2 separate regions of the Mus musculus genome follow, and region 1 is linked to region 2. A link is a loop called in an ENCODE intact Hi-C map of the cell type or tissue named here. Cell type or tissue: heart. All regions are shown on one strand. Each heading gives the region's core, and the rest is flanking DNA. Links, peaks and the distances in the headings are about the cores only. Region 1 has its middle 20 kb from the start of Olfm1. Region 2 overlaps Col5a1 (collagen, type V, alpha 1).

Evidence for each region. A loop is a pair of places that touch in the nucleus more often than their neighbours do. Peaks named below come from ENCODE experiments on the same cell type or tissue, not always from the same donor. Only the 100,000 strongest peaks of a DNase experiment are listed, where the experiment ranks them.
Region 1: it touches region 2 in a loop (2.0-fold over the local background); 7 of 42 quality-filtered maps call a loop at or near these places.

Annotation. Positions count from the first base shown.
Region 1 is chr2:28,181,355-28,190,548 of GRCm38, reverse strand. No RefSeq gene overlaps it. Among named protein-coding and RNA genes, the nearest start is that of Olfm1, 20 kb to the left of the region's middle. In heart, for the core only: no CTCF peak of the experiment used is centred there; no DNase peak of the experiment used is centred there; H3K27me3 peaks cover 425 bases.
Region 2 is chr2:27,979,996-27,989,189 of GRCm38, reverse strand. Col5a1 (collagen, type V, alpha 1) reads right to left here. Exons shown (of 66, transcript NM_015734.2): 26 at 8,674-8,718; 27 at 8,100-8,153; 28 at 4,097-4,141; 29 at 2,416-2,469; 30 at 1-51. Among named protein-coding and RNA genes, the nearest start is that of Gm13372, 48 kb to the left of the region's middle. In heart, for the core only: a CTCF peak has its summit at 5,122 (motif pointing left); a DNase peak (open chromatin) is centred at 5,100; H3K27ac peaks cover 4,217 bases.

The sequences.
Region 1 (9,194 bases), core at 2,427-7,426, 200 kb before region 2:
TCCTGGAAGAACAGCGAGTACTGTGAATGGGAGAAAGTTGTGGAGTCGGCATTAGTGTTGGATAAAACTGTTTTTTTTTTTAAGTTACTTACATTGTATAGAGCTGTACCTCAATGATAGAGCATGCACAGGGCCCTGAGTTCTGTCACAGAAACACACACACACACACACACACACACACACACAAACACACACACACACACACACACACACACACACACACTCCTCCTTCCCCAAACCCAAACATAGTCATTTATTGTACGACTTTAAAAAAAAAACATGTAATACAATGAAGAAAACATCAAGAAAGCCCACCCCTGGGACCACTGAGGTAGCACTCAGTCCCTGCATGTTCATTCTCTCATGCATATAAACAGATAATTGAGAATTTGTTGTCTTTACAGCCACCTAGCCTGGCTTCTGATCCAAGTCTGCTTCTCAGGAGCTGCTGTGATTCTCGCTGGTCATCCCTAGGTGTCCCTCCCATCCCTGTCAATAGAGTGATGGTCAGTTCGCCACTCTGTGCCAACCTAGTGGAGCAAAGACACTGGTGAGGGCCAAACACAGCCCTGCCTGGCACTCAGGGATGGCTTGAAACAGGAGAAGAGAGTGAGATTGTCACTTGGCCATTCAGTCTGGAAACTGCGTCCCGTGGCACAATGGTGTGCTGTGTCTACAACATGGACACATTTTTCTTGGATAGTTTATTTCCTTGCTTATTTTAATCAATGTTTCTGGTTTTGTTTATTTTAATTTTAAATTTTTATTTGTATTATTTGTAATAATATGTGTCTGTGCAGGAGAGCATGGAAGTACCCATTGGAGACCAGAAGAGGGTGTCAGATCTCTAAGACTTATGGGTGGTTGTACGCCACCTGGGAAGGTTGCTGGGAGCCTAACCCCAGGCCTCTGAAAGAGTAGAACTGCTCTTAACAGTTGAGTCTCTCTAGTCTTATTTTAATTTGTGAATTTTAAAAAAAAAAATTAATTGATGCATAATACTTGTATTTCCTCCCACATACTTCCAGTCAAATCGCCTCTAGATTGTTGCTAATACTCAGTGTAATGTAAAACTGTATAAACAGTTATTATAATGTATCATCTAGCTCACTTCTGCAGCCTCCCATTCCTGCAAGCTATTTTCCATCTGTGGACTTGGGGACCTGCAGACACAGAGGCCAACCGCATTACACTTTAGCTGAATATAAAGCCAGGACATAATTACGCAGAGCCAACGTCACTGGCTACCCTGGAGTTCGTCATCACGGGGAAAGATCTATGGAGATGGCATCCTACATGCTCATTTGGACCGTCACCTGTGTTGAAGGCTAGCAGCTAGTGTGCTCAGTTCCTCCTTCCTCCGGCCTCCAGTGTTTCACTCCTGCCCCTCCTCTAACCTTGTACTTTTGTTGCTTGGCTCAGTTTCTGTGTTGGGGTGGAAGCAGGGTCCTCCAGGTTGCCACACCTCATGCAACTCTCTGGACACAAGGCTTTCCTGTCTGGAAAGGTGTAGGTCCAAGGGCTACCGTGTCAGGCAGACCCAACCTTTCTGTGCCAGCCTTGAAACCCTGAGCTGTCTCAGACACAACTCAGTGGTTCCCAGCCACCAGGGTTACTGAGCACTGGACTGGCTTGGTCCGCCCCACTTCCTAGCTTCCTAACTACCTCACCCGCTGTCTTTCTGATGGACCAGCCAGCTTTCCTGGTGTGTCTCCTCAGGATACCCGGAGAATCGATATGTTTTGTACTCCTTTAAGCCAGGCTTCCTGCTACCACTGAGCCTCGTTATAACGTGACAGTGTGTTACCAAGGCAACAGCACTAACTCCCTGTCCTCTCTTTGAATTTCCTAACAAATGGGGCCTGAAACCTCCCCAGCTGTCCAGCTTCGATGTGTCCTGCCACCAGAGCCAAGACCAGAGCCTTCAGATGGCCAGCTTCCCAATAACGTGGTGCAATTGAGCTGGGTACCCCATGCAATCTGCTATCCCAGGTCACTGCACTGTGTCCTCTGACCAAGCTTGTTGAGTGGTGTCTCATGAATGACATTTGCTTATTGGGAATGCACTATTTGACAGGCACTGTGCCTAGGGCAGTCTGGAGAGAGGGCCAATGGCAGACTCATACTAAGGACAACATCTTGGGCATTATGACCAGTTGTTTCTATCTGGAAGCCATCAGAGAATGACGTGGTGTCTGCATTCACTCTTGTGTGTCCTGTGCTGTTACTGCAGGATTGACAGTCTCAGTCACGAAGACTCAGCCCATCACCCCAATTTGCAATCCTTAGCCCTTCTTCTGGATGGGACGTGAAGCAATAATAACCTTTGTGCTCCTATTAAACCCTCGGCCTGAGGGAGGCCTGGGATGCTGCCATTCTTCTGAGCCTCTGCATTCTTCTTGTCCTACCCAGCAATGGTATAGCAAGCCCTGGCTAATCTCCACCTTTCTTGTCCTGATCACACCAGCTGTGTTAAGCTCAGCTTCCCACCCACCATCCCCTGCTTACAGACAGCAGAGCAGGCAGGAAGCCCACTTTGATATCCCGGCTTCCTAACTCAGGGAGCTCAGGGGCTCCTAGAAATTGCTCAACCTTTCTTCCCACTGACGTCCACCTCATCCGCCCCAACTCTGTGTTCTTTCTCTTATGGGGAAACCTAACTGAGAGCCCTCTGGGGAGCCTCATGCCTCGCTCTATCTCCAATCTGATCACAAGCAAGGTCTTCCTCAACTTCCTCCTTAGTGAACCAACCTTTTGTCTCTGTGAACCTGTCCTCCACTTCTATCAGCACTAACACATAGCCTGCCTTCAGCACAGAGTCTGCTTTTCCTGCCAGCACCAGCCATGTTCACCTCTTAGTGCCTTGTGTGGAGCTACTGGTCATCGCAGACTGAGCTTGTTGCCACTCCTTTGTTCTTGTTGGTGGCACATCTTGCTCCTCAGGGTGGCTCTGGACAAGGTTACCAGTGATATTCACAATCTAGCAATGGCTTTATCAGTAGTGTCTCCACAGTGGCCACACCTATTCCATGGACCCATGACTGCTTCTGGCCTGGGCATAGTTTTCCCTTCTATACTCTCAGGTCCTCTTAGCCCTCCCCCTTGTGGTCTCACCAACCAGCCATCTTTAAAGATTGAGGTGCTCCCTGTGGCTACTCCTCCCTCTCCTCAGCACCTACATCCTCTCACACCTGCACAGTCTCGTCCATGAGTTCTGTGCACAGCTGGCCTGCAGCAGGCAGCTCTCTTGGACTAAACTCCAAGGTCTTCAGCCCACCAAGTTGACTCTGCCCTGCTCTTTCCCATTCCCATCAACAGTGAGTTTGTTCTTCCTGTTCCGGGAACTACGCTTACTGGGCTCAGCTTGGCTCCCAGAGTCCTCACATCCAGCCCAGCAGCAGATCCTGTGACTTGACCACCCAACTACCCAGAGTTCACAGCCATGGCCACCCACTTCCTGGTCTTCATATTTAAAAAAAAAAAGATTTATTCATTTATTTTTCTGTTTGTTTTCTTGTTGTTGTAGTTGTCTTTTAAATCAGGGTTTCCCTGTGTAGACCTGGCTGTCCTAAAACTCACTCTATAGATAAAGTTGATCCCCCAGCTCAGAGATGTACCTGCCTCAGCCTTTGAGGTGCTAGGATTACGGTGCATGCCATCACATCTGGCTTTTTTTTTCTTTCTTACTTACTTAAGACTGTGCAGGTGTGTGGTGGTTTGAATATGCTTGGCTCAGGGAATGGCACTATTAGGAGGTGTGACCTTGTTGGAGGAAGTGTGTTATTGTGGGAGTGGGCTTTGAGACCTTCCTCCTAGCTGCTTGCAAGACAGTTTTCTCCTGTTTGCTTTTGGTACAAGATATAGAACTCTCAGCTCCTCCAGCACCATGCCTGATTGGACGCTGCCATGCTTCCTGCTATGATAACGGGCTGAATCTCAGAACCTGTAAGCCAGCTCCAATTAAATGTTGCCCTTACAAGGGATGCCTTGGTCATGGTGTTTCATTACAGCAATGGGAATCCTACGACACTTAGTCACTCGCTTGCTTTATTTGTTTGGTTGGTTGGTTGGTTTTCCCATCTTACGGTCACCTTTGTCCCTCACTGGGACCCTCTGGTTCAGATCCTCAATGGCTTCCTTCAGACGGCAGGTTAGATGTTTCCTTGTTGGGAAGTTCTCTTTGCTTCTTTGTCAGCATGACACAGGCTTGGGTGTCATTAGACTGGCCTGTAGGCACGTCTGTGGGGCATTTTCTTGATTAATGATTGATGCAGAAGGGCCCAGCCCACTATGTGTCATGGGTTTGGATAAGAAAAACAAAGAAAGAAACTAACAAAACTGACCAAGTCAATAACAGTGTCCCACCATGGCCTCTGCTTCCGTTCCTGCCTCCAGGGTCCTGCCTCGGCTTCCCTTCGTGATGGACTAGATCAGGGTGGTTAAGTAAATTAACCATTTTCTCTTTCAGTTCCTCTGTTCATTGATTATTACAGCAATAGAAATAAAGCTAGGACCTAGGGCAAGAGAGTCATGGCCGCCTTGAGCCTCTTCATTTGTTTGCTTAGCACTCTGTACTGCCTGATGTGAGGCTCTCCTCCATCAGCTGCCTGAAGGCTGAGTGGCCAGGCCTGCATGCTAGAGGATGCTTGGTGTTCTCCAGAGACATGTCCGTCCTGCCTCCTTCACTGCCTGGTGCCCATGCTTGTGACCATTTCACTCCAGACTTCACACCCTCAGCCTCTCCCTCTGCAAGGCCACCTGGATAGGCATCTGGGTGTCAAATAGCCTTTGCCTCCCGTCTTGAGGATGTTTGTATTTCCATTTAGGGCCCATGTCCCATGCAGTGGTCTGGTTGGGGTGGCTGTGGGGCTTGGCGGCTTAGTGGGGGAAGGGGGGAGCAAGACTGGGCACACAGATGCTGAGACACACACACACACACAGAGAGAGAGAGAGAGAGAGAGAGAGAGAGAGAGAGAGAGAGAGAGAGAGAGAACACGAGAACATGGAGACAAACATAGAGAGACAGATCAGGGACACATGATGCAGAGACAGACAGACATAGAGAAAGACAGAGACATAAACAGAGAAAGACAGACAGGGGTACAGACAAAGAGACAGACATAGAGAGAGATAGACACACAAGACATAAAGAGACAAAACAGAAAGTGAGACAGACAGAGACAAAGACAGACAGACAGACAGGGACACGGGCACAGAGATAGACAGAGAGAGAGGTAGACACACAAGACAGAGAGACAACACAGACATAGAAAGAGACAAGACAGAGACACTGAGACAGAGACAAAGACAGACATAGTCAAATCAGAGACATAATACACAGATACAGAGATAGACAAAGACAGAAAGACATGGAGACAGAGACACAAGTAGAGAGACACACAGAGACTGTGGTGAAACAGAGACAAAACCACAGACATAGACAGAGAGAGGAGAGACAGCAAGACAGAGGCACAATGGGACAGGAAAGGGGTGTGAGATGAAGATGGTGACTATGGGGCCAGAGTGTATGATCTGTGAATTCTGCTCTTGTGAGAATGCAGACTCATGGGGCTCAGCTGGGTGGGGGAGGAGGGGTCTGGCTTTCATGTTGGGTCTCTGCTCCTCAGGAGAGAGTGGGGACTTGAAGTGAGGGAGGACATCATCCTAGAGCCACCAAGTTGGTTCATGTGAATGGTGACCATTCCTGGGGGCCAGTAGAGCGTCAGAAGGATATGGAGTGTATTACAGGTCCTGATGGAGGTCGGGGCTGGGGTGCTACAGTAACCAGCTGGGTCACATGCATTGGGAGAGACAGCAAGAGAAACAGGGCAGGGAGGAGGCCAAGTCAGGTTCATCTGACTTCTGACTTCTTTCTGACTCTTCAGAGAAAATCAGGGTTAGGGTTGGGGTTAGGGTTAGGGTTAGGGTTAGGGTTAGGGTTAAGGGTTAGGGTTAGGGTTAGGGTTAAGGGTTAGGGTTGGGGTTAGGGTTAGGGTTAGGGTTGGGGTTAAGGTTGGGGCTAGAGGGTTAGGGTTAGAGGGTTAGGGCTAGAGGGTTGGGGTTAGGGTTAGGTTTACGGCTAGAGGGTTAGGGTTAGTGTTGGGGTTAGGGCTAGAAGGTTAAGTTTAGGGCTAGAGGGTTAGGGCTAGAGGATTAGGATTAGGGTTAAAGTTGGGGCTAGAGGGTTGGGGTTGGGGTTAGGGTTGAGGCTAGAGGGTTAGGGTTAAGTTTAGGGTTAGGGTTAAGGTTAGGGTTAGGGTTAGGGTTAGACTTGGGGTTGGGGTTGGGGTTGGGGTTGGGGTTGGGGTTAGGGTTAGGTTGGGGTTAGGGTTAGGGTTAGGGGTTAGGGTTAGGGTTAGGGTTGGGGTTAAGGTTGGGGCTAGAGGGTTAGGGTTAGAGGGTTAGGGCTAGAGGGTTGGGGTTAGGGTTAGTGTTAGGGTTAAGGTTGGGGCTAGAGGGTTGGGGTTAGGGTTAGGGTTGGGGCTAAAGGGTTGGGGTTAAGTTTAGGGTTAGGTTTAGGGTTAGGGTTAGGTTTAAGGTTAGGATTAGGGTTAGGGTTAGTAAGGAGACTCTGAGCAGGATTCCCTGTGGGATGTTGGCCCATTCTTGTGTAACCTAGTGTTCAGTGTACATGGAGATTAATTGGAAGTTTGCTCAGCAATGAGCCCTCTTTACTCAGGCATCAACCAAGATCAGAAGTCTCCATAGGACATGCCACATAGACCAGCTTTGAGCCATTTATTTCCTGAGAATGGACAGGATAGGCACCCAAGAGAGAGGGACCTTCATGGATCCCACTAAATCCAAAACTACAGAGAAGCCAAGATCAGAAAAAGTGGCTCAGGACACATTTGACTCTGTTGCTAGACAGACTCAATGGGCTCCTGTGGCTGGCTTCCTGATCAACAGGCAGGGCAGAATGGCTCCATATCCCCAGCAGAGGCCTAGAGCCTCATTACACAGTGAAACACTTCTACTTTTCCACATCAAATCAGAGTCTGACACTCTGATGCCACCCTTGTCTCCACTTGGTGGCCCTGCCTGGGAGCACGACTGCCCGCAGGAAGCAGACAGGTTCTGGGGATGCCCACAGTGGGTCTTCTAGGTTGCAGGTTCTTCTGGGTGTGGGGGCAGGAAGGAGATGAGGGTATGCTGATCCATCCAGTCATGGATCATAGTCTCAGGACTCTGCATTTGGCGCCTTTGCGGGACATGTATCCTCACTTCTATATTTGAGCACACCATCTCCACCTTCTTCAGCTGAGGAAGCAGAAGCTCCAAAGTGTGAAGTCTGTCTCAGGTTGTGGCAGAGCCTGGTTCTGCAGGCTTCCAGGGCTCACATTCTTTCCTGGCCTATGATGCTTCACTTTGATTGGCCATTTCCCTACCAGGGCAGGACAGGAGGGTGCTGCTTCTGAACCCCACTCCCAGTTGTGAGTGCAGGAAGAGTTGGGAGCAAGTTGCTCCACTGAACATCAGCTTGTGCCAGGCTCCGGGCTAAGCTCCTGCTGTACCGCAGTTAGTCACTCATGTGGAAACCAGGGCAGATATGAGGAGAAGTGCTGGTTCAGTGTTACAGAGCTGAGAAGTAGCAGAGACTGCCTTAACTCCAAGGCCCACAGAATTCAGTGGAGCTCTCATCTATCACTCCTTAGCTCTCATGGGGTTCTTACCTACTTCAAAGGTACAAAGGCAGTTCTGCAGGTGGGGTGCCTTAAGGAGCCTGGCACCTAGTCTGCTGTCTTCCCAGGGGTTCAGGTTAAGAACAAAGACGTAAGGAATTCACAGACTATTAAATGGTCATTCCTGTAGAAGAAGACAAAGGCAGATAAGACCCAGCTGGTCCCACTCTCTTTATTGTTTGAGTTCCATGTTCCACCAGAATTAATCATGGGAGAGTGGGGAGGGGGAGGGGGAGAGGCAGGGAGAGGGAAAGTCAGAGACACAGGGGGCAGAGAGGTCAGACTTAGCAGAGAGAGGAAAGACAGGGAAAGAGAAGGAGGGGGAGTATGGGGGAGAAGAGAGGAAAGATGGAAAGAGAAGAGAGGGAGGAGGAGAGGGAGGGAAAGAGAGAGGAAGAAAAAGACAGAGGGGAAGAGAGAGAGAAAAGACAGAAAAGAGGAAAAGAAGAGAAGGGAGGAGGGAGAGAGGAAAGATAGAGAGGGAAAGAGGATAGGGAGGGATGAAGGGGAGGAAGAAAGAGGGAGAGAGAAGAAACAGAAGAGGGGGATGAAAGAGGAGAAAGAAAGGGAAGAGACAGATCAGGAAAGGGAGACAGAGATAAAGGAGAGAGGTAGGGGCAGAGGAAAGATAAACAGAGCGGAAAGAGAGAAGAGAGAAAGACACAGGAAAGAGAGTGGAGAAGGAGAAGGAGAGAGAGAAGATGAGAGAGGAGCAGTGAGGAAGAGAGAAGAGAGAAACTAAAGCTGCTTCCAGGAGTAATCACCCAGGATGCCTTGGCATGGTCCACAAATGTGAACGAAGCCGGGCATTGCTTGTTCTTCACATTGATTTACAGATTTCTGGGCGTGAGAAGTGATGGTCACATGAACAGGCACATGAACAAGGACCCTCCTGTGGGCTTTGGCTTCCCAAGTGACCATCCAGAACCAGCACAAAGCCTGAGGGCACAGGGTGACAGCCAAGGTCTCTGCCTCCTTAGCCATGTGGAGTTAGCATCATGGCATGGAAGGGTTGTGGATCACATGTTGGGGCTGGATCCACTTTGCACTACTGATATAATCATGCAAAGAAGAACCTCCTCGGTCTCCAGGTGAGGGATGGGTGGCTATGCTGGGTCTGGGACTATTTATCTGCCATTGTCACCAGCATCTCACCCAAGCCTTTCCAAGTGCCCACCCTAGCCACGAGAAGAAAAAGCAAGAGCTAGAATCCAGGGGTGGTCAGTGTGCTGGGCTCACCCTCATCTCCACAGCTCAGGGTTCACCTTGCCAGCTAGATCTGCCCATCTCTCTGCCTGTGCCTCTTTGATGGGTATCTGGGATGATCAAGAGCATCCTACTGTTAACTGGTGTTTTAGGGTCAGAGCCCAGGTTAGTAAGCTCAGTCATTTATTCTCAACAGGCCAATTGAAGAGACAAGGCAAAAAGCAAGAAATGTGGGGAGTGGTATTCAACATTGTCTCATAGGAAGCCAGACAGAGAGGCACAGTGACACTCAGGTCCATCTCCAGG
Region 2 (9,194 bases), core at 2,675-7,674:
TGGACCTTCAGGACCATCTTCTCCTCGGGGACCAGGTGGGCCGATTTCCCCCTGCAATCAGAAAAGAGGAGGTTAGGGTGATCCTTCCCAGGCTCCACCCCCAACTGACCCCTCCTACCACCTTGGAGTATGGCTATCAAACAGGCATGCTGTGCTTGCAGTGCAGCCTGAGCCGTATTCCCCTGGCCTCTCTTTGAAAACCAGTGGCAAATCCAAGGTGTAGCTGGACCGCTGTCAACCCTCTGCACCGAGTGCCACCATAGCTGCCATCTCTGCTTCCTGACTCCCCTGTCTAGGTAAGGGACTCCTGGCTAAAATAACTGGTTAGCAATAATGGCTGTGAATGGCTCTGCCCCTGTATTACTCTGGATTCTCTAAAGGAATAATAATCACTCCAGGACAAAGGACCTCAAAGACCTACCCAGGAATGTTCCTTAGCTGATCCAGACCCAACTGTCACAGTCCCCACATTCACCTTCTTCTGAAGCCTCAGGAGGCATCAAGGGGACCTCTCCCCAACTGGGAGTAAGCCAGCTATACCCACACCCGGGAGACCCAGAGACTTCATCCAGTGTCCTTAGTTGCAGGCATGAAGTCTATGCCTAAACCAAGAGGGACTTCAACCCACTCGGGCCGCAGAAGCACTGTGCTCATCTCCAAATAGCATCTCTGGAGCTCCCGGCAACTGATGCCTGAGTCCTCCAGTGACTACCTGCTTCCAAGAGCAGCTGCAGACAGATGGATGGCCCTCACATCAAAACAGACTGCTCAGAGACAAGTGACATCCGAGCTCTTGAGCACCAACTGCAGGGCTAAGAAGCCCTCCCCCTGTCCTTGGGAGGCACTCCTATAGCCCATTAATCCTTTAGGTAGTCACATCTGAGCACCCACAGAAAGCCCAGAGCAAAGCTCTGTTTGTAGAGAAAGCAAACCATAGCACCTGCTTCCCTAGCTCACCGTCATCTACTGAAAACTGATCTGTGCTCCCAGGAAGTGTCTTTTGTGTGATTCGCTATGTCTGTCTGTCTGTCTGTCTACCTATCAACTCCTATCTCCCATTTCTAAATCATCTCCAACTAGTCTCTTTATAAACACCAAACTGGCTGCAAACCCATATCTATCCTCCTGCCTCTGTCTCCTGCCACTGATTATTGGCATGCACCACCACACATGCCTCAGTTAAGTGAACTCTAATGGTCTGTGCCAGGTCAGCAGAAAGAGGGAGTCAAAGGGACTTCTGCCCCTCAGCCAGAGGCACTGAGAATCCTTCACTTGGAGGAGACCGGGAGCAGTCACCATCAGTGGCAGCATAAGAGAACACCAAGTCCCTTTTATATTCTTCTCTTCTGACAGACAAGCAGGTGGCTTCAGACATTCCCCATCGGGTTGTGGCAAAGTGTCAAGTATATAGGCCCTCTTGTTCTGGGATGTTGGGCAAAGGTGCTTTCAGGGCCTGCTATGAAGATAATTATACAAGCAGACAACAGGCCAGAATTAACAGATAGACGGCACTCAGGTGTGTGCAACAGCTGGGCTACCAGGCGCACAGTGTGTCACCTTCTGTCAGGCTCTGAGTTATTCTGAAGATGTGGGGAAACTTCTCAGCAGGAGCTAATAGGCGACTTTATAGATCAGCTCCTAGAAGCCGCCCTCAGTGTCACTGTTAACCCCTGGTTCATTGTGCTTGCTGTGCTGGGCAGTAGTACCCTCCCCAACCCCTGACCTGAGCAAGCCACACCCTTTTCTGTACCAACAGCTTTCCCTGGAGCTGGGACGGACAATGTATCAGAAAACAGCCAGGCTGTGGGGGGCTTCACCCATGGCCCAGCAGCAGACACCAGAGTGTTTGGGCTGTGGGCTTCACCCATGGCAGAGCAGCAGAGGGCAGGGTGTTGGGCTTGTATGGGCTTCAAATGTGACTTGGGTGCATCCAGGAGATGAGCAAACCCTCAGGAGGGTTGCAGGAGGGACTGCAGATCCTCAACAGCGCATAGTTCTGCTAGCCATCCACTACACCTTGGACAGGGGCTTGCTTATGGGCCTGCCTGGAGTGTTTCCACCCAGTCTTTCCTCTTCATCCTCTGAAATCAAATTTCTCTGTAATCCAGGGTCCCCAGTCCTCACTAAGGCACCTGTCCAACACTCAGGGTAGAGTGACAGTAGCCACAGCTGTCCTTGGAGTTAACACAGGTGAGAGCAACCCCGGCTTTGGAGTGGAGACTGAGGAGCAGGCTAGAGAGCACTGCACAGAGGCCCTGGGCTCCAGACATTCTGTCCTCAGACCAGGATTTTGCAGAAGTGTTTGTCTCCCTTCTGATAAGCTGCTCTGTGGTCCCGAATACCCGAAGCTTTCATGCAGGTCCCCAAACTCACTCTGCTTGTCCCTGGCCCAAATCCTAGGCCCAGGACACTCACCCGGTCACCCTTTATTCCCATGTCGCCTTTAAACCCAGGGAAGCCGTCTTCACCCTGAACAGAAACAAAGAAAACATCAGTCTACAGAGAACTCCACTCCACCACACTACTGTCCACTCACAATGGGCCTGCACAACACGGAGCCCCAGCCCAGGACAGGAGCAGGAGAGCTGCCCAGGGAGGAAACATACAGCCTGCACAGAAGGAGGCCTGCATACCACAGGCCTTTACCCATCCCTTAGACCTGCTACAGTACGCACAATGTATTAAACCCACAGATCCTCGGGCACCCCTCTCCCTAGAGCCCTCTTAATCTGCCTTCCTGGGTCGTTTGGAACAGCCCAGGAACTTCCCTGGTAAGGCACCATCATCAGGTAACCCAGTCATATCCTTCCAAGTATGTAACGGGACACATCCTGTCTCGTGAAGACAAACAAGACAAGATAAAGTAATAAAGCCGAGGCTCTGGAAACCATCCTCAGAAGGACCGTCCAGTAGTAAAGTGTCCCAAAAGAATGGGAAATCTGGGACAGAGGGCTTGGAAAGAGTCCTTCTGAGGAGCAAGTGGGCATCTGCTCCTAAGAGAACTCGCTTTTTCCCTAAACCCCTATGAGGTCCATGTATGTATGTTCTTGGCTGAATTGTTCAAAAGACAAACCCATTCTCCTGATCCTGCAGAAGGAGATCTAGGATTCTACTCTATCAGGGAGAGGTGCTCTAGAAATAGTGGAAAATGGAAGACCTTTTGGCCTGATCTTCCCAAAGGGTGGCCAGGTGGTTAGCACCCTGAAGTTCAAGGTAGACCACACAGGCTCTACCTTGAGATGTCCCCAACCATAGCCCTTAAAGCAGTCTTTAGAGAATAGTTTTCAGGCTATCAGATCAGTCAGTAATGGAGGCAAAAAACTGTCCACAGGTACCCAGTGAGAAGCAATGTATACCTTCCAAGCATAAGCAGATGCGGGTGTCAGGTCTGTTCTCATAGCCTTTAGATTCCACAGGGAATGCCACAGCCTGACACAAAGGGCAACCACACCCAGTAGTTACAGCCAATAGGATGGAGCTCAAATGGTCGGATCCCATCCAAATGCCAGGCCTCTTACCACCAAATGGAGGGACAGAAGTGGCTGGCTGCTGCACAGTTCCACAAGGCTCGGGATATCTCTTCTGCCAGGGGTACTGGGCACTCTGACTATGTGATTCAGGGTGTCATTATTTAGCTTTGTATTAACCAAGATGATCCACATAGGCCTGATATACAGCCTTGAACATGGCAGGCAGTACCACATTCTACATTGTGGCTTATATGCTAAGTGTCACCGGGCTGCACGTGCCTTCACATGCCTTGGCTCTAAGCCTGAGACTGGACTGTAAAACTAGATAGACTCTGTGTAGGAATTCTGGGCCTCTCAGGTGAGAACTGACTACCATGAGGACTGTTGCCTGCAAAGGACCCGCAGGGAGAGACTTGGGGGACGAAGGTATGTGGATACAGCCATGTGGCCACCCTAGGGCCTCCTAGGTAGATGCTCTGGGCCAGCCCAGGAGATGCTGACAGTGTCATGATCCCCAGTCTCCTTTAGGACCAGGACGGCATCAATTCCCCTCCACATTCGGAGGCAACCCCATTGAGTCCTGTACCACACTGAGACAGCCCACCCTCAAGGGGATAGATTCTTACCTTCTCCCCCTTGGTGCCCTTCAGACCTCGGATGCCATCTGCCCCCTGTGCAAGCAAGAATAGAGAGTGATCACAAACACGCACAGCCCAAGAGGGAACAGCTCCCACAGGCAGTATGGACCAGCCTTAGATGAGTCCTCATCCAACATACCTCCATCTCTGGAGGGAGGGGTACTTCCTGTTCTCTCATTGATTGACAGGAGCTCATGTGAGGCCCCCACTGTCCTTAACTCCTACCCTGGCCTCTGCACAAACATCCATACTTTCCCCTGCCCAAATTACTCAAAGGCCTGATATTGCCTTTCTAACGGCCCAAAGCCCTGCCAACAGTTTCCCAGGCTAGCATGCCTGCCTGTTCTAGGAAGAGTCCCCCAATCCTGCAGCTAGGAAAAACTCAATGCAGGCCGGCGAGTTAAGATCCTGACCCTTTCTGTGGCCTCTGAAGATGTCCCAGACTTCTGCATGCCTGTTTTCTTATCTGGAAGTGGATTGACAAGGACTCTAGCCTATCTCTACTGTTTGAAAAAGGGTGATCTGAAAGTCCTCAGGGCAGTGCCCTGTGCATACTGGACATCCAGTAGAAAAATGCTGTGCACTGGCTGTTTGTGTTAATTCTGCATTATCATTGAAAGGTGACATGGTATTGCACCAACTAATGTCACAATGAGTATGGCTGGCCTCAGCCCAGGGTGGACATGGAATCCCTGTTAGACACAGCTCTAAGGACACACAGCAGGCCCCCTTTCTTCTATTATCAATGGTCCCAGTCCCTCTGTTGTCAGAGGCGAAGTCATAAAACCTAGTAACAGATGGAGCCACAGCTTAACCGCCCATGCCTTCTGACCTTGGGCTCCTGAGAGGGGTGACATTTACCTACATGGACTCACTGTTGACTCCAGGAGTTGCCTCAAGCCACCTCTGCCTAGGACCGCAGAGGAGTCACAAGGCTCAGTTTCTTCATGATTGAGGCTGCAGCCTGGGCCTGAGCCACCTTCTAGACCCAGGTGCCACCAGCTGCCCTCTGCTGGCCAGAGATCCACATAGGCTTGGTAGTTCCGAGGTTGGGGCTGGGAAGAGCTTTAGAAAGAAGCTCTTTGGAATGGAGACATACAGACCCAGGAGTCAGGGCTGAGATCTGAGCTTTGACACAGGAAGGTAGGAGCTATAAGCCAGGTGGACAGGTACCCTGAGATCTCAACCACTGGAAGGAAGGAGGGCTTGGAGCATCAAGAGACAAGCCCATGGTTGACAACATCCTTACTCAGTATCCCATGATGCACAGCTTAGAATGAAGAATGGAGGGGCAAGAGGACAGCTGCTGAACAGGATGGATCTGGATAGCAGCTGGGTCAGAGCAGCTCTTGCTCACTCATCCCAACACCAAATAAATGGATGTGGGTTGACAGCATAGGTGCCCAGCCCATTAGGATCCTGGCCCTTGAAAGCAGCCATGGATGGAATGGCTCTAAGGAAGGAGTGCTGACTCTAGGGAGTCTGCTCTGTGCTTGCTCAAACCTGAGTCAATGTTGGGCAGCAAACTGAAAAATGAAGAGGAGCGTAGAGCAGACATGGAGATATCATGACATGTCTACACAGAGTCCGTGAGCAAGGCTTGCCACATGCACCTAAGTAACAGGAGTTGAAGAACATCTGTGGTCCAACAGATTCAGGAAGGTACAATGTGCCCTGTCTGGACAGCTGCCTTGGAACCAATGGTTTCTGGGCACTGTTTTTTGCCTGAGATGCCTTCTGGATATCTAGAAGTCTCCATAGGAGAGACCTAGAGCCCCACCCACCACACTCTTCCAGGCATCTCTGTGGTGGAGAGAAACATAAACAGAAGAACCCAGCAGAGATGATCTCTCAGGTTCAGGCCTGCTGACACAGACCTGCAAACCCAACTGCTCATGACCCTGAAGCTGACACAGACCTGCAAACTCAATGCTCATGACCCTGAAGCTGACACAGACCTGCAAACCCAACTGCTCATGACCCTGAAGCTGACACAGACCTGCAAACCCAACTGCTCATGACCCTGCAGCAGAAGGAGCATGAGTTTAAGACCAGACACCTAGGCAACTTAGTGAGATTCTTCCTCAAAACAACGATTAAAAATAAGGGGGTTATTTAGTTTGGTGGTAGAGTGCCCAGGGGATGTGGGCAAGCCCCGAGTTCAACTCTTGGTGGGAAGTAGGGGAGCGGGGTGAGAGAGGCTGTCTGCTCTTTCCACCTTATGAGGCTGCAGTGAGAAGAGCCAGGCTGTGAAGGAGAAAGCGACCCTAACCAAATGATGATCTGCTTGCACCTTGACCTTGAACTTCCAGTCTCTATTACAAAACCCTAGATTGTGGGATTTTTCTTATAGCAGACAGGCCATGAGAGAACCCCATCTTGGAAGAAGCCTGGGTAGGAAATAATCAGATCTCTCTACCCTAATGGTGACAGCTCCCACACCTACCTCTGCTGTGCCCGTGAGCCTGGCACTCATGAGGTGGCCAACACCACGTCAGTTCTCAAGAGCACACGGGGCAGTACTATCTCTTGCTCTTGTGAAAACTGTCTTAATGCTTGCTTCCCTCTCTGCTTCCAAGTCTTAACTGGATTGCTCATGTTCTGAGTGAATTTGAACCAGATCGATAGATAAGAGCATTCTCCATAAACATTTTAAAGTAAACACCTTTCAGCTTGCAGAGGAAGCCTTACGCAATTAGCCATGTATAGGAGCTGCCAAAGGCTTGGGGTAGGAGACAGAAATTTGTAAGATAAACACACGTAGAGCTCCTATAATCAGCGCTGCTGCTCAGTTATCTCCCTCCCAGCCTTCAGTAGGCACAGTGTCAGGAAAAGCAAGCTTCAGGAGGAACCTGACCTGCCTAAGGCTGCCATCTTCGAGAGGTCACTCTTGAAACTAGGATGTCAGGGTTTCTGAGGCACAGAAACAGGGCCATTTGGGTTCAAGTCTAGACGCGGGTACCATGTTTGGAGGGATTCCAGACAGTCTCTGAACACGGAGGTTGTGAGCTCCCCACCCTCCACAACCCAGGGCAGCTGTATACTTTGGGTCTGCATCAATGCTGGACAGAAAGTACCACAAGGTACATGGGTGGGGCAGCGGCCTGGGTCATGTTTATATAAATTCTTCAAACTGAAGTTGCTTTGTGGTGTGCTTCTGCATATATGCACACTCACAGGGGGGCACACCTCTGTTCCCCTTCATGTCAGTTTGAAGGAAGGGGCTGTTATCATTTTTGCCGGGTGCTGGGGTGGGGAAAGAGACTGGAGCTTTGAGATATTGCAAAGTCCCTGTATGGTGAAGGAAGAGACCCTGTCGATAAGACGCTCATCTTCTACACAGGAATGTGCCTTCGCCCCAGGAACCGTGGAACTCAAGATTAAATCATGCAGCTCAGAGCAAACTCAGTTAGTGCTGAAGGGACAAAGGGGACCTTGCTCTCAATATTGCTCTGGCACTCTGTGCCCCACTTAACAAGGTTCCAGGAATTTCTACCAGCAGAAACACGATTGTAAACAAATGGACATCTCTCACGAACCCTGCCTGCTGGGGATTTGAGAGGACATACTAGTCTTTTTCCTCTTCCAACATGCCAGTAGCTCAAAGGACTGTTTCTGAGCTTCCCTAGGCTGGCCATGCCCCTGCCTCACAAGATCCACATCCATGAAAGGCTCCAGAGGTCAGCCTGGTATGAACAAATGGTAAACACAAGAGGGTGGCCAGTACAGTGTCCCCACTTCTTCACAAGCTGTCTAGGAGGTAATCCCTCATCCTGTAGCAGTCTGTCCCCTAGCTGGCAGGCAAGATCCTCACCTGCTCAGACATGCTGTCTGAGGTCCCAGCATGTGCATACTGAACTGGGGAACTAGGCTACTCTAGAGTGCCTGGAGCAGGGCTTAACAACAGAGAAGCTGCCAGGAACCAGCCAGGGACATACATCCTTCCCACCTTGACTTCTATGAAGACCCAGAGCTGCAGAGTCCCTCTTACCTTGACTCCTCGTGGACCGGGGTAGCCAATGGGACCCTGGGGGCCAGGAGGACCCTAAGATCAAAGTGAAAGAACATTAGCTATTTTCAGGTGTGAGTACCTGGGCAACCACTGTGGGACCCTAGCCTTGTGGGAGATGCAGGAGGCCCTGCCTTGTGGTCCTCACTGGTACTGATGCTGATGATGGAGGTAGTGGGTGATGCCTTTCAAAAAGCAAAAATATCTGAGGACAGTCAGATGCTGTGTCCAGCTTCAGGAGGCCCAGAGGGATTGGGGGGAGTTGTTGCTATGTAATATAAGGAAACATAGCCCTGGGTCAAGAAAAAACAGGGTCATTGAAATAACATGTCTCCCTCCTGGGGACCTTGAGGTGAGACACTTTTCAGCTGAGGGGAACAAGGGTATCCTGTCTAGGGAGATGGCATCCTTCAGTAGTCAAAAGCCCTTTCCCATGACTGACTGAAGCTTACAGTCCAGGCACTGCCTCTCCCTCACCCCATGCCCCCAGACCCCATTGGTCTTAGGAGACCAATACAGAGACTGGCTGCTGAGGCAGGGTGCTGTGGGTACCCACCTGGCCTCCTTTCTCTCCTGGAGGACCTTCTTTTCCAGGGTGCCCCTGTCACAATAGAGAAGGTCTTCATTAGTTAGCCACCTGCTCAGAAAGAGGCCTTCTACCTTAGCAGTATTTATGTCCCAACCCCCCAGCTCTGCCCTCTTCACAGAATGAACCCACAGGATAATGAACTTAGACAAGACTTCTGGATCCTGACTTCCAGGACCAGCAAGGGCCACACAATGTCTGCCAAACACAGCAACTGGCTGTTTGGGGAAACTAAGGGCAGGCAGTTAGAGCAGAAAGAAGGCCATCTTGTCACCTGACTGAGTGCCTCAGCACTTCAAATTGCTTCAGTCACATCCCAGAGGGTCCCTGAGTCCAGAGAAACTGAGCAAAGATGAGAGGTGGCCCTGCAGAGGTACCTGTGTCCTCTGACCGTGTCTCACCTACCTGTGCCTGGACTAATTACATCCTCCACAATACAGCAGAGGCTCTGCTGGAGCAGGCTGACCCTGTGGTTAGAGCCTCAGGGAGAG